Regions from separate parts of the Homo sapiens genome. Here region 1 is linked to region 2. A link is an interaction called in ENCODE POLR2A ChIA-PET data of the cell type or tissue named here. Cell type or tissue: A673. All regions are shown on one strand. Region 1 holds the start of ULBP1 (UL16 binding protein 1). Region 2 has its middle 16 kb from the start of ULBP3.

Region 1 (8,000 bases), 90 kb after region 2:
GTAGTAATGGGGATGGAAAATCCTGAAATAAGAGATCTCAAGCGGAGGCCGTCAACTGTCAGCAGGAAGGAGGGTGCAATGATGTAAATAATTAAAGAAGTCACAATGCCAGTGGGGGACCTCAGCCTTAAAAATGTATGCCCATGGCTCATAGAACAAAGGGGTCAAGGATCCAAAAGAAATGGAAACTCAACCCGGATACTGCTAGATATAAATAATTACAACAAACAAAGACAAAACGCAAGGATGGATGACCTGAAGGCTGAAAGGAGTCACCCTAGGAAATAACTGAGCTCCTTTGCCCAGCTTTGAGAACTGAGCCACATCTCAGACCCAGAGTCCATTGCTAGAAGGAGAGCCCAGAGGCCCTGGTGGGCTCCTTCAACCCCACAGCAACTGCAATGACTCCCTCAGCCTCCCCCAGAGAGCCAGATGGGCATTCACTCTGGTAACTGTATGCCATGAAATGGCAAATACCCAGACACTCCTAGTAGACACAGTGTGTGATCCAACCTCCTCCCAGGGACCTAAAGCATTAACTTGCTCCCCTATTACTCATGAGGTGCATTTAGGGCAAAGTAACAGATGGACACCTCTGTCAGGTCCAGCTTAGAGGGATGGGCTGGGTTCATAGACCCATTCGATGGTAATTTCACATTTCCTGGATTTCTACCGGGAATGGATAGTGTTTGTAGTTAATGTAGTAACTATTATAGGTTGTGCTGGTCATATGACCTCCCCTGTCACTACTTAACTCTGCTCTTGTAGCTGGGATGCAGCCATACACACCCTGTGATGAGGGGTGACGCTGGACCTACCAATACAGCTATTTGACCCTGGACTCCCTAAGATCCCAGAGGCATATGTGGTTGGAAAAGGTGCTATGTGGATTTCATGGCAATTGCCAACCGCAGAATCACAACAGGATCCCCTAGTGCTCAGAAGCAAGGCTGTGCCACTCACAGCAGTGAAATCCCCTCATTTAAAAGTGGCTCCTGCTGTGGTCCTGGGCCCCTGTGGAGATGGGCCTCCAGCTATGGGAGGGCAGTGACCACACAGCCTCAGAGCTGCCCATCACAGGGTGGGCTCCTCACCCTTTAGGTCATTAGGAATATAGGCCCCACAGTGAGAAGACACAGGTGGGTCTCCTGGGATGGGCAGGAGCAGGGCCACAGGGAACCAAGAAGCTGCACAAGCAGTTGGCCCCGATCCCCAGGACACTACATGGCTGCACCCCCTCACCCTTAGCTCACACCTGAGGCTTTAAGGAGGGTCCCTGATTGCCCTGAGGGACCTATGATGCCACCCAGCAGCAAAGGAGGGGCGCAGTAGGCCCAGAACCATAGGACCTCCATTCACATCCATCACATCCACACCACCCAGAAGCCACAGGCAGGGTAGGACACACTTGTGACTCTTCAACTTACACTACTTGGAGATGACACCCTAGGGGATGGGGCAGCAATTGCCAGGACACAGCATGTGCCCTCATCTGGGGTCAGCAACCTAGGACAGGGTCCACATCTGCTCTCCCTTTTATTTGCAGGTTACCATTGCCTGCTGTTGCTCTACAAAGGGACAGGACTTGACACACAGACAGAGAACTCACGGCCAGCAAGGACCAAAGTGCCTTCAGCCTTTCCTTTCTAGAAAGGGTTTGCTGACTCCTGTCTGCTTAGTGACTATTCTATATGACCCTGGCTCCCCAGTCGGAAGAACAGGCGGGTCTGGGACCCAAGGGCAGAAGTGGGCACCTCTACTCACCGGCGCTCCCAGGGTCATCGTGAGGGAAATGGGATTTCCCGTCCCCCCTGCATTAAGTTTTGTGGAAAGCCTGGGGTGTGTTTGCTGGGGTGTGTCCTCAGGCAAAAGGGGACAAGGTGCTAGTTGGTCGGGGGAGGTGCTAAGGGCCCCTTCATGGATGGGGAGGTGAGGGAGGCCTGTGTGGTGACAGGGGTGAGCTGAGATGGGGAGTGAAAGGATGCGACCTGGGTGGTGAAAGTGAATGGTGAGGGGAAGGGTAGCAAGTGTCTGGTGAGCCCCTGCGTGCAGGTGAGTGTCTGCAGCAAAGTGTAGGGGCGAAGTTCCAGGGCAGGGAGCCCTGGGGCTGCTGGAAGCTTTGTGTGGTGAACAGCAGGTCAGAGCAGAGCAGGGCTGTGGCTGATGGGGGAGTCTGTGATCGCGTCCCTGTGGAACTCCCCTTTACCCCTGTCCTGACCCCAGCTAGGGTTCGGGAATCTGGTTTCTCCTTCCCTAGGGCCAGTGGGGCTGCGGGTCTGCACCAGGGATCCCCGCCCTACCTTGCCCTCTGTAGCCTTTTGGTCCCTCCACCCTCCTGCAATTCCTTTTCAGCCTTCTTTGACACTCCCCCTGGACTGCGGTGCTAGCAGCAGCTGCAGGAAGCGGACTCGGCGGAAAGGAGCCCCGGAGGGGAACTGAGTGCCTTCAGCCAGGCACGTTCGGGGAGACAGCGATGTTCGGGGAGACCGCGATGTTCTGGGGGATCGCGATGTTCGGGGAGACCGCGATGTTCGGGGAGGCCGCGATGTTCGGGTAGACCGCGATGTTCTGGGGGATCGCGATGTTCGGGGAGACCGCGATGTTCGGGGAGGCCGCGATGTTCTGGGGGATCGCGATGTTCGGGGAGACCGCGATGTTCGGGGAGGCCGCGATGTTCGGGTAGACCGCGATATTCGGGGAGATCGCGCTGGTCCACCCAGAAGCCTCCTGGCCTATGGGGCAAGCAGCAGCCGCAGGAAGCGGACCCGGAGGAAAGGAGCCGCGGAGGGGAACTGAGTGCCTTCAGCCGGGCATGTTCGGCGAGATCGCGATGTTCGGGGAGATCGCAATGTTTCGGGGGATCGCAATGTACGGGGAGACGGCGATGTTCGGGGGTACCGCGATGTTCGGGGGGACCGCGATGTTCGGGGAGACCGCGTTACTCGGGGGGACGGCGATGTTCGGGGGGGATCACGATGTTCGGAGGGATCGCGATGTTGGGGTAGAACGCGATGTTCGGGGGCATCGCGCCGGTGCTACCAGAAGCCTCCTGGCCTGCGGGGCAAGCAGCAGCCGCAGGAATCAGACCCGGCGGAAAGGAGCCGCGGAGGGGAACTGAGTGCCTTCAGCCGGGCATGTTCGGCGAGATCGCGATGTTCGGTGAGATGGCAATGTTCGGGGAGATCGCGATTTTCGGGGAGACCGCGATGTTCGGGGAGATCGCGTTGCTCGGAGAGAGGGCGATGTTCGGAGAGGCCGCGATGTTCGGGGAGACCACGATGTTCGGGGAGACAGCACCGGTCCTTCCAGAAACCTCCTGGCCTGAGGGGCAAGCAGCAGCCGCAGGAAGCGGACCCGGCGGAAAGGAGCCACCGAGGGGAACTGAGTGCCTTCAGCTGGGCATGTCTGGGGAGATCACGATGTTCGGGGAGATCGCGATGTTCGGGGAGACAGCGATGTTCGGGGGCACCGCGATGTTCGGGGAGACCGCGACGTTCGGAGGGACCGCGACGTTCGGGGAGACCGCGATGTTCGTTCAGGGAGATCGCGCCGGTCCTTCCAGAAGCCTCCCCTCCTCTGAAACCCGCTGCAGTCCACAACCTCCCAGGTTTGGCCCCCGCCCTGCTTAGGCTACATCCCCGAACTCACCGACCCATCCTGCCCGGGACCAGCCAGACAGCAGGTGCAGAAGCGGGAGGCACAGAAGGAACGCGGGGCTGGCGGCCGCTGCCATTGTAGACCTGGAGCTCCGTGGACAGGAGGCGCTGATGGTTCCCTTCGAGGCTCACACCACGGCTGTTTATAAAGCTGCCCAGCCCGGCCCGCCGCGCGCAGGGATACACTGGGCGGGATCCTAGGCATGCACTTTTTTGGGGATGCTCCACCCCGTCACGCCCCGGGCTCGTCATCTGACAGCGGCCTGGCTGACGCAACTCTCCCCTCCGACCCGCCCCCGCGGCTTGGTGGCGGCGTGCGCGGGCCCCGAGCGGGCCAGGACGCCGTTCCTTCCGTTCCTTCCATGGCCCCATCAAATAATTTTTCAACACAGCATTTATCATTACCCCAGTGTAAACACTGATGCACAGGAAGATGAAGAAACTTGCATAGGAATACTCAGTGGCGGCGGTGTCTCCCTGTCACCGCCTGCGCCAGCGACACCCGCCCTCCCTCCGCCTGCAGTCGCGAAGTCCCCGCCCCTCTCCGTCCAGGGCGCAGCCGCTTCCCCATTCCGGAGCGAACCTTTTTTGCCTCTCCACTAAAAGCATGAGGTGGTCTTTGAGTATATTCTATATCCCTTTATGACTTCTGGAAAAAAAAAAAAAGAAAAGAAAGAAAGCCCTAGAGGGCTACCGTGATCAATCATGATGTGATCAGTTGTGTTTCCATGGAGAGCAGAAGCCGAGGGAAGAGTCTACGCATGCGTGGGGCTCACTTTGCTACACACCCTTCTGTGTCTAACAACACCCAAATCCGTGGCTGTATCTGCACCTCGGCTCAGTCCCTGGATGGTCCCTGCAGCCATCCTCAAAAGGGACGCCCGAGTGCATCCTCCTCTGAGTCACCATGAAACCATCTAGATCTGCGGGTAGAAGCCAGAGGGAGGTGGAGGGCCCAGTGGCTCTTGGCCGCAAGGGAGGGCTTAGCCTGCAGTAAGGACTGGGCAGAGCCCCTGAGTCCCACTTTGCCCCCAGCCACTCAGCCCATTCCCCAATGAATGAGAAAAATAGGCACAGACCTCCCACTCCACACAGTCTTCATGTGGGGAGACCTTCACCTGGTGACCATCAATCACCAGGGTCCTGAGGCTGTGGGAAAGGGGAGGAGGCCTGGACCAAGCCCAGGGCCTGACTATGCTTCAGGACAGGGACATGGGATGGCAGCCATCTCTGTGACTGAGCAGGGACACAGGAGCCAAAAGGTTCTGGCCTGATGCACTAGAGCCTCTGTCCAGGAGGGGCTACATGAAGGGTGGTCGGCAGGACAACAGTCACACGGGGGTGGGCAGTTCTCAGATTTGGGAGGGGAATAGCTTGGTGGGCCCAGGGATCTGTGTGTGAGAAAAGCCTCCCATGTACAGGGCTGGGGGCAGGAGCTCAGGTTAGTCCTAGGAGGAGGCCACTGGGAAGTCCCTGGCAGCACCACCCCTGAGGCCGGGTGACCTGGGCCAGTGACTGCGGGAACAGGAGGAAGGCAGAAGGAGGCTGGCAGGAGAGCCCCAAGCAGGACAGCCAGGTGACAGGAGGAGGGGCCTGTGTGCACACCTGGGCCCTCCTGCCTCACCCCTGCTGCAGGCATCCGGCCACTAGACTCAGGCCTGCCCAGGATGGGCATAGAAGTGGCCCAAAGGTTATTGTAATGGCCGGGATCTAGAGATCATGCATTCAGATATGGAAGTCAGCTCATATTGTGGCTGAATATTCCTGTGCAAGCTTCTTCAGCTTTCTGGGTGTGGATGTCCGCATGTGGAAAATGACAGATGCTATGAACACAGATGAAATGAGCAGATTCTACAAAGAACCCTATCCTTGCACATGCTAAGGACCCAGGGCAGGTCTCCTATTTCAGTTGTGAGCCCTGCCACCCTCCCTGAAGTCAGCAAATGCCAGGCCCACCCTGAGGAGAGCTGGAGCTCTGAGCCCAGGCCATGGCCTCTTCATGGCCCTGAGTGTGCTGTGAGGGGGTGGAAATGAAAACAAGACCCACCATCAGGATTCAGACACGTTTTTCAGACCTACAAAGGATGATTTTTCTCTCCGTCAGCTGGTGAGCCTGACATGATTTAAGGGTGGTTGGAGGCTGAGTGAACCAGTGAATGAATGAGACAGTTGTGGGAGTGAATGGGGCTCAGAGGAAAAGCACAGGTTCAGAGGGGAGCTGGAGTGGAGGTTGTAACCCCCAGGGTCCTGAGGGTGGCAGCATCGAGGTTGTAGACCTCATGGCTGGCACAAGTTGGTAATACTTTTTTTGTCTTTTTTTTTTTTTTTCTTGAGACTGAGTCTTACTCTGTTGCCCAGGCTGGAGTGAAGTGGGATGATCTCAGTTCAGTGCAACCGCCTCCTCCAGGGTTGAAGCGATTCTTTTAACTCAGCCTCCCAAGTAGCTAGGATTACAGGGCCTGCCACTGTGCCCAACTAATTTTTGCAATTTTAGTAGAGACAGGTCTCACCATGTTGGCTAGGCTGGTCTTATAAACTCCTGGCCTCAGGTGATCCACCTGCCTCAGCCTCCCATAGTGCTGGGATTACAGGTGTGAGCCACTGAAACTGGCCAAGACTTGGAAATTTGTATGCCCACCTGGGTGTCCACAAAGATTTTCCAAGGAAGAGTAACTTGGTTTTCAACCAGTCTGGGGGTGCTTCAACAGGATAGAATCTTCTAGAAAAACATAGCATAATGATGGACAGCATAATGATAGACTTCAGCTGGTTTGACTGAGCCTAGAGTGCACCAGGGCCAAACGAATCTTGCCTTTTTTTTTTTTTTTTAGACAGAGTCTCTCACTGTCGCAGGGGCTGGTGTGCAGTTGTGCAATGTCGGCTCGCTGCAACCTCCGCCTCCCAGGTTCAAGAGATCCTCCTGCCTCAGCCTCCCCAGTAGCTAGGATTACAGGTGCCAGCCAACACACCCGGCTAATTTTTTTGTATTTTTAGTAGGGACGGGGTTTCATTATGTTGGCCAGGCTGGTCTTGAACTCCTGACTTCGTGATCTGCCCGCCTCAGACTCCCAAAGTGCTGGGATTACAGGCATGAGCCACAGTACCCAGCCGAAAATCTGTGCTTTAAACAAATAAGGAACGAGTCTGAAAGTGGGAATGGAAATGGGAAAAGATAAGGGGGCCAGGAGGAAAGAGAAGGAGAAGAGAAAGGTTGGGGTCTGAAAGGGAACAAGAATCCAGACATTTCTGGACCCATGGCCTGGAGTTGCAAGTGGGCGGGGTGGGGCCACTGGAGCTGTGACAGCCTTGAGGGCCGGGGTGACTCACACAGGGACCCTCTGCTTCCTCCAAGCATATCACACCCTGGGCTCCAGGTCTCCAGTGGCACAGGTGCTGGCGCAGAGTTGGGTGTTTGCCTCCAGCCTCTACTCCTGCTACCAGGCTGGTCCGGAGTGGGTCGGATCAGTGAGTTCCAGGCTGGACCCTAAGCAGGGGTCGTGGGCCAACATGGGAGATCTTGGACTGCAGGGGTGGGGGGTCAGGAGGAAGGGAGGCTTCTGGAAGTTTCTAAAGGTCTCCCTGGAATTTAATGTGGCATTGCTAGCTGGAGCCAGCTTGGCATGGGGAGAGAGATGTGGGACTGATGAAAAGCGTGCAGCCTGATTTAAAGCCAAACCCTGAGCCCTTTCCAAGAACAATAAAGCATATTGTAGTCGCTAAAAGAAACGAACGAACAAATAAAGTAGCCTTTCTTGGTAGATACCTTCCATTTTTAAGCTTTACATTTAACATTGCCTTTTGAAAATAGTGTATATTATTTGATATTTTAAAATCCAACCTGGGAGTTTCACTGATTTATGTGATGAGTTTAGCAATTCAGCTTTATTGTAATTATTACTGTTTAGGATTTAGCTATGCCATCTTTTTTGTTTGTTTGTTTTAAGATATGGGATCTCCCTCTGTTGCCCAGGCTGGAGTGCAATGGCGTGGTCATAGCTCACTGCAGCCTCTAACTCCTGGGCTCAGGCCATCTTACTGCCTCAGCCTCCGAGTAGCCAGGACTACAAGCATGCGCCACCCACTGGGCTAATTTTCTATATTTGTCTGTAGAGATGGGGTCTGCCTATATTGCCCAGGCTGGTCTTGAACTCCTGAGCTCAAGCGATCCTCCCACCTCAGCCTCCCAAAGTGCAGGGATTACAGGCATGAGCCACTGTGCCTGGTCCACATGTATTTATTGTGTTTTTTAATGCTGGCATTTCCCCTCCATACCTGTGTTCCATTTAGTATACTGAGGGTTTTTTTCTGTTGGTTTAAAAGTTATACATTCTAGTTTTCTTCTCA
Region 2 (8,000 bases):
CGTTTCTGCCCGCGGTGACCCGCCCGGGGCCAGTCCCTCCCGGTGGGACATCCGCGGCAGCCGGGCGCCCCCTGTGAGGCATCAGGCTAGTGGGGACCCCAGCCTAGTAGTTCATCTACCTGAAGAGATAAAAGATCTTTACAGGAGAACTACAAAACACTGCTTAAAAAAAAAAAAAAATCAGACACAACACAAATGAAGGGAAAAAAATATTTCATGCTCATGGGTTGGAAGAATCAATATAGCTAAAATGGCCATACTTCCCAAAACAATGTATAGATGCAAAGGTATCACTATCAAAATACCAATATTGTTTTTCACAGAATTAAAACAATCTATTCTAAAATTTATTTGGAACCAAAAGGAAAAAAAAAAGTTCAAGCTGTCAAAACAATCCTGAGCAAAAAGGACATGTGGAGCTCGCACGGTTCCAACCCTCAGCCTAAAGTCAAGCCCAGAATAGATCAGCCTAAGCCCAGCCAAACCAAAGGTCCGGGAGAGAAAAGCAAATGCTAACTGTCTGTGACATTGAACTTCAAAGGGGCCTGTCACGTTATGTGGGTCATCCCAGCAACAATGAAGATATTTCTGTATCAGTCAGTCAGTAAATAATTATTGACAATGTGCTAGAAAGGTGGAGTGATTTGAGTAGATTTGCTCCCTATTCTCATAGAGATTACTTTCTAGAGGGGAAGACAGATGATGGATGAATAAATATAAATTATTCTATTACGTTGGTGCAGCAGTAATCTCGGTTTTTGCCATTAAAAGTAATGGCAATAAAAAGCAGGGAGGAGCCGGTGCTGCAGTTCATTAAAAGTAATGGCAAAAACTGTGATGACTTTGCACCAACCTGATAGAATAATTACGAGTGTGCAAAACACTGCAATGGGAAAGTTCCAAGAGCTAGAATCGCATCTAGCTTCCTGGAGTCAGGAGACAGGGGTTGGCAACCTAACCAAGGTTAAGTCCAAGTGATGGGGGCAGGCAGGGAGTGATATTTCAGTGGAGACTCCAAAGATAAATGGTAATTAGAAAAGTGAACCCAGACGATGAGAGAGGGAAGTGTTTCAGGCAGAGAGAATAGCGTGTGCAAAGGCCTATGTGGGGAGGATGTCGTGTGTTCATCGACCTGAGGGGTGCTCTGCAGGCTGGAACTGAGCAGGTTGAGAGGAGGATGGGGAGCCGGGGAAAGGCACCCCACGCAGAGGGCACAGCAGAGGCAGAGGCCCGGAGTCGGGCCTGAGCCTGTGTGGTTTGAAGAACTGACAGAGGCCTTTCTGGCAGGAAAGAGAGCAGGGCCGTGCTGGGCACTGTGGGCTGTGGATGGGAGCTGGCATTTATGCTCGAGTGATGGGAACGTGTTAGAAGATTTTAAGGAGGGCAGTAATATTTGGGGATAATGCGTATTCTGGGAATCTCAACAAACTAAATTCATAGTTTGAATGTTCATAAGACTTCTGCACAGGCAGAGAGAAATAAGATCATTTCTACAGCTGTGACATAAGATCATATTAAAAAATATTACTAAGTTTTTAAAGGTCATTTCAAATGGTGGATTTCTATCTTATATTTGAACACAAGTAGATTGCAAGGTTGGGGAAAGCAGAAAAGTTTCCTGACTTGTGTGAACATAAAAGAAATATCAATCTGAAAGCAAAACATTTATTCATTTACTTCCTCTGCAGTTTTCTTGACTGCTGAATTTCATAAGAAGGGATTGTTCATGAGGGTCATGGAGCTGGGGACCTGGGGAGGAGCTGGTGTTCTCCTAGTTTGAGGGTCGTGGAGCTGAAGACTCAGGGAGGAGCTGGTGCTGCTGTTCTAGTTTGAGTATCATGGAACTGGAGCACCGGGAAAGAACCCACTCATGTATTAGGGTAATAGATCTGGAGATCCGGATGGAGCTGGTGCTGCTGTTCTAGTTTGAGGGTTGAGGAGCTGGAGACCCAGGGAGGAGCTGATGCTACTGCTGTTCAAATCTGAGGGTAATGGAGCTGGAGCCTTGGGGAAGAGTGTTGCTGCCTTTCAGGTCTGAGAGTCATTGAACTGGGGCTCCAGGGAGGAGCTTGTGCTCCCGTTGTAGTTTGAGGGTCATAGAGCTGGAGACCCAGGGAGGAGCTGGTGATGCTGTTTTAGTTTGAGGGTTGTGGAGCTGAAGATCTAGGGAGGAGCTGATGCTGCTGTTCAAGTCTGAGGGTCCTGGAGCTGGAGGCCTGGGGAGGAGCTGGTGCTGTTGTTCTAGTTTGAGGGACATGGAGCTGGAAACCTGGGGAGGAGCCGGTGTTGATCTTCTTTGAGGGTCATGGAGCTGGAGATCCGAGGAGGAGCCGGTGTTGTTCTAGTTTGAGGGTCGTGGAGCCGGAGACCCGGGGAGGAGCTGGTACTGTTGTTCTGGTTTGAGTGTCGTGAAGCTGGAGACCTGGGGAGGAGCCAGTTTCGTTCTAATTTGGGAGTCGTGGAGCTGGAGACCCGGGGAGCAGTCGCTGTTTTTTTAGTTTGAGGGTCGTGAAGCTGCAGACCTAGGGAGGAGCGCTGTTGTTCTAGTTTAAGGATCGTGGAGCTGGAAACTCAGGGAGGAGCCGGTGTTGTTCTAGTTTTCAGGTCGTGGACCTGGAGACCTGGGGATGAGTGGTATTGTTCTTGTTTTAAGGTCATGGAGCTAGAGACCCAAGGAGGAGCCATTGTTTTTTTAGTTTTAGGGTCATGGAGCTGGAGACCCAAGGAGGAGCTGGTGTTGTTCCAGTTATAGAGTCGTGGAGCTGAAGACTCGAGGAGGAGCTTGTGTTGTACTAATTCGAACGTTGTGGAGCTGGAGATCCTGGGAGGAGCTGTGTTGCCCTTGTTTGAGGGTTGTGGAGCTACAGACCCAGGGAGGAGAAGTGTTGTTCTAGTTTGAGGATCATAGAGCTGGAGAACCAGGGAGGACCTGGTGTTGTTCTAGTTTGAGGATTGTGGAGCTGGAGACCTGGGGAGGAGCTGGTGCTGTTGTAGTGTGAGGTGCATGGAGTGGAGACCCAGAAATGAGCATTATTGTTTTAGTTTGAGAGTCATGGAGCTGGAGACCCAAGGAGGAGCTGGTGTTGCTGTTTAAATTTTAGTGTTATGGAACTGGAGAACCGGGGACGAGTTGGTGCTGCTGTTCTAGTGTGAGGGTCATGGAGCTGGAGACCTGGTGAGGAGCTGGTGCTTCTGTTGTTTAATTCAAAGGGTGGTGGAGCTGTAGACCAAGGGAGGGGCCGGTGTTTTTCTAGTTTGAGGCTTGTGGAGCTGGAGACTCAGGGAGGAGCTGGTGCTTCTGTTCTAGTGTGAGGGTTGTGGAGGTGAGGACCCAGGGAGGAACTTTGTTGTTCTAGTTTGAGGGTTGTGGAGCTTGAGACCCAGGAGGAGCTGGTGCTGCTGTGGTTTCAGGTTGAGGGTCATGGAGCTGGAGACCTAGGGAGGAGCTGTGCTGTTGTTCAATTCTGGGGGTCGTGGAGCTGGAGGGCGGGGAGGAGCTAGTTCTGGTGTTCTAGTGTGAGGATCGTGGAGCTGTAGACCCAGGCAGGAGCCAGTGCTGCTGTGTAGTTTGAGGATCGTGGAGCTGGAGACCTAGGGAGGAGCTGGTGCTACCACCATTTAAGTCAGAGGGTCATGGATCTGGAGGTTTAGAGGAGGAGTCCATGCTGCTGTTCAACTGTGGGTAGGATCCAGTGCTTCAGTTGAAGTCTGAGGGTTTGGGAGCTGGAGATCCAGGAAGGAGCCGATGCTGTTCTATTTTAAGGGTCGTGGAGCTGGAGACCCTAGGGAGAGGCTGGTGCCGCTGTTGTAGTTTGAGGGTCATGGAGCTGGAGACCCGGGTAGGAGCCGGTGCTGCTGCTGTTCATGTTTGAGGGTTGTATAGCTGGAAACCCAGGGAGAAGCCAGTACTATCGCTTTTAAAGTTTGAAGGTCATGGAGTCTGAGACCTGGGGAGGAGCCAGTGCTGCTCTTCAAAGGGCTCCTCCTCGGGTCTCCATTTCCACGACCTTCACACTAGAACAGCAGCAGCAGTTCCTCCCCGGGTCTCCAGCTCCATGACCCTCACACTAGCAGCACCGGCTGCACCTTGGGTCTCCAGATCCACCACCCTCAAACTAGAACGGCAGCAGCAGCTCCTCCCCGAGTCTCCAGATCCACAAGCCTCAAACTAGAACAGCAGCACTGGCTCCTCCCTGGGTCTCCAGCTCTATGACCCTCAGACTTGAGGAGCTGGAGACTCAGGGAGGAGCCAGTGCTGCTATTCTACTTTGAGGGTTGTGGAGCTGGAGACCCAACGTGCAGCTGCAGCTGCTCTTCTAGTTTGAGGGTCTTGGAGCTGGAGCCTTTCTGAGGACCTGGTGCTGCCTTTCAAGTCTGAGAGTCGTTAAGCTGGAGATCCAGGGAGGAACCAGTGTTGCTGTTGTAGTCTGAGGGTTGTGGAGCTGGAGACCAAGGTAGGTGCTGATGCTGCTGCAATTCAAGTTTGAGGGTGGTGAAGCTAGAGACCCAAGGAGGAGTCAGTGCTGCTGTTCCTGTCTGAGGGTTGTGGAGCTGGAGACCCGGGGAGAGGCTCGTGCTGCTGTTCTAGTTTGAGGGTCATGGAGCTGGAGATCCGGGGAAGAGCTGTTGCTGCCGTTCAAATCTGTGGGTCCTGGAGCTGGAGCCCTGGGGAGGAGCCGGTGCTGCCATTCATGTCTTAGGGTCATGGAGCTGGAAACCCAGGGAGGAGGCGATGCTGCTGTTCTAGTTTAAGGATCGTGGAGCTGAAGACCCGGACAGGAGCTGGTGCTACCGCTGTTTAAATCTGAAGGAAGGTCGTGGAGCTGGAGCCTTGGGGAGGTACCGGTGCTGCCTCTCAAGTCTGAGAGTCATTGAGCTGGAGATCCAGGGAGGAGCCGGTGCTGCTGTCATAGTTTGAGGATCGTGGAGCTGGAGATGGGAGGAGCTGGTGCTGCAGTTCAAGTTTGATGGCTGTGGAGCTGGAGACCTAGGGAGGAGCTGGTGCTACCACTGTGTAAGTCTGAGGGTCGTGGAGCTGGTGGCCCTGGGGAGGAGCAAGTGCTACAGTTGAGGGTCTACAGTTTTGAGGGTCAGGGAGCTGGAGACCCAGGGAGTAGCTGGTGCTGCTGTTTTAGTTTGAGGGTCTTGAAGCTGGAGCCTTGGGGAGGAGCCAGTGCTGCCTCTCAAGTCTGAGAATCATTGAGCTGGAGGGAAGCTGGTGCTGCTGTTGTAGTTTGAGGATCGTGGAGCTGTAGACCCGGGGAGGAGCTGGTTCCGCAGTTGAAGTTTGAGGGTCGGGGAGCTGGGGAGCTGGAGATCTTGGGAGGAGCCAGTGCTTCTGTTTAAGTCTGAGGGTCATGGAGCTAAACATGGAGCCAAATTTGGGGAAGTAGAGAGAGAGAGTCACAGGACGCCACTTGAAACTGTAGATGTAGCTGTACCCCAAGCAAGTTAAGCTTGGGAACTTCTCAATTCTAGTGATTAATACATTCTTTTTCCTCTTACACAGTTTGGATTTGTTTTCTGTCTCATGAGACGGAAAGACAATGATTAATACCCTTAAGAACTGAAAAGCTTAAAAAAACTAATGATGTTGGTAATAATAATAATAATAATAATCGGAATTAAACCATCATTATCCTGACTGACAGAGACGAAATTACACACACACTATATATATATTTTCAATCAGTTAGTAAAATAAAAAATGAATTGAAAAATAGACCCAAGCAAAGCTATAAAATCTTCTTTCATGGAGACGCAATGGAGGACAGAGATTAATCTGAGAGCTGCTGTTAATGGAGAAACTGAGAATTTACCATTTTTCCTGTGAGGTTTTGGTGCAGAATGATATTCTGTGAGTTCTGGCAGCTGAGTCACTTTGCACAGCCTGGTGATGCAGTTGGTGTCACAGAAAGACCCTGTCCCAGCTGATCCTGCCTCTCTGCTATGATGAGTGCGGCCTCTGATGCCCGACAACTGACTGTGTCTTGAGAGGAGACCAGGCCCATGAGCACAAGGGTATCCATCCATGGTGAGGTTCCATGGATGGAACACCATGGATGTTCCTGATGTTCCTTCCTGATGTGTATCTGCCATCTTGCTATTTAATGGATCTTTTTTATAATTGCCTTCTAAACATTGAACAGAAGAAAGTATTTATACAATATGGGTAGAATATCGACACGTTGGACACACAGGACCTCCACCAAGTTTAGGAAATAGAATCTGAAGAGACTTAACTTTGGATGCTCCCTGGAGGCCCCTCCTGAATCCCAGTCCCTTCCCTTGTACAGAGGGAGTCACTTTCTGCTTTAGTCTTTATTATTCCCATGCTTTTCTTCTTAGTACATTTCTTTCACCATGTATGTGTACATCCCTAAACAATATGCCATTTAGTTTTTGAACTTTCTGTTGTCTTTTTGAGACAGGGTCTTGCTCTGTTGCCTCAGCTGCAGTTTTTGAACTTTGATGTGAAGGAATTCTTTTGTGTGGCTGCAATGAGTCTGAGCATTTGCTTGATGTCTATTTTTGTCCTCCATTCTCTTCCTGAGACCCATCCACATTGACGTGATTCATTTTCATTGCTGCGTGATCTTGATCTCCCGTGGTATGAGGGGAACATGGGAAATGTCTTCATTTTCCTGTTGATGAGTGTTTGGCCAGGTTGGGGCCCTTAGGGCTGTGTTGCTAGAACGTTCTTGAGCATTTCTTTTGTACAGAAGTGCAAGTTTCTTCTGGTCTGTAGCTTTCAATTTTTAAAACTTCATCCCTGGTAAGACATGTAATTTTTCTCATAACCCACAACACACATCCTTTCATATACAAGTATACTAAAAAAAAAAAAACAAATTTACAACCATTCTTAGAAGGGGCTGAGTGTTCTTGTTGCTCTCCATTCTCCCCAACCCTTGCATTTATTGGGTTGTGGGGGTTTTGCCAGTCTAGTGGGTGTCATGTGATACCTCATCCTGTTAGGCTGAAACCCTCTTCATGTTTTTATTGGCCATTCCTTCACATTTCCTCTTCTGTGAAGGGCTGGTTCAACTCTTTTGCCCATTTTCCCTTTAGTTGTCTGAATTTTTGCCTTTTTCTTTTGTTATTATTATTTGAGATGGAGTCTCACTCTGTTGCTCAGGCTGGAGTGCAATGGCACGATCTTGGCTCACTGCCACCTCCGCCTTCCTGGTTCAAGTGATTCTCCTGCCTCAGCCTCCAGATTAGCTGGAATTACGGGTTGCATGTCAAACTCTCCCTTCTGGCTGGCAGCCTGTGCATCACTCACTCTTCATTTCTAGACCACCAGGAATTCGAATTCAAGCCTTAGCAAATCCAGAGGCCTCCAGCAGATCAGGATGACCCCATAGACTCAGCATCTCAGGAGCCTTAATCCCTTTGGCAATAATCCTATTGCTGGAATTTCTTAAAATGCTTTGCCATTTTCTCTTGTGCTACCTGATGGAAGAATTCCTGCCCTTAAAGTTTTAACTTATTGAAGAAGAAATCTCAACCAAAAGAACATTTTCTGTCATCTTCTTTGGTTGTGGAAAAACAGATGCTTCTCTAAACCATGATTTTGTTCTTCTAAAGCATTGCCACTGAAATACCATGGCCGACTTCAGAACACCAGGGATTCTTTTCATGTCGTGAATCAGAATTTTCTAATTTGTTCATAAGAAAATATATAGGCATGATTCTTTCCTTTGGTAATTTATCTGCTACTGATATTTAATTAAAAATATCTATTTTCTTTCTTTTTTTTTTTTTTTTTGAGAGGCGGAGTCTCACTCTGTGGCCCAGGCTGGAATGCAGTGGCGCGCGATCTCAGCTCACTGCAAGCTCCGCCTCCTGTGTTCCTGCCATTCTCCTGCCTCAGCCTCCCGAGTAGCTGGGACTACAGGCGCCCACCACCACGCCTGGCTAATTTTTTTGTATTTTTAGTCGAGACGGGGTTTCACCATGTTAGCCAGGATGGTCTCGATCTCCTTGAACCGGTGGTC

The links. Peaks named below come from ENCODE experiments on the same cell type or tissue, not always from the same donor. Only the 100,000 strongest peaks of a DNase experiment are listed, where the experiment ranks them.
Region 1: POLR2A ChIA-PET joins it to region 2 with 7 read pairs; 2 of 35 experiments call an interaction of 5 or more read pairs at or near these places.

What each region holds. Positions count from the first base shown.
Region 1 is chr6:149,959,783-149,967,782 of GRCh38, reverse strand. ULBP1 (UL16 binding protein 1) reads right to left here and starts at 3,840. Exons shown (of 5, transcript NM_025218.4): 1 at 3,649-3,840. The coding sequence starts at 3,733. RefSeq lists enhancers at 1,884-2,423, 2,965-3,504. In A673, CTCF peaks have their summits at 3,551, 3,756 and 5,898; DNase peaks (open chromatin) are centred at 3,882, 4,402 and 5,912; H3K4me3 peaks cover 2,129 bases; H3K27ac peaks cover 991 bases; H3K27me3 peaks cover 1,826 bases.
Region 2 is chr6:150,049,591-150,057,590 of GRCh38, reverse strand. No RefSeq gene overlaps it. Among named protein-coding and RNA genes, the nearest start is that of ULBP3, 16 kb to the left of the region's middle. In A673, no CTCF peak of the experiment used is centred here; no DNase peak of the experiment used is centred here; H3K27me3 peaks cover 6,275 bases.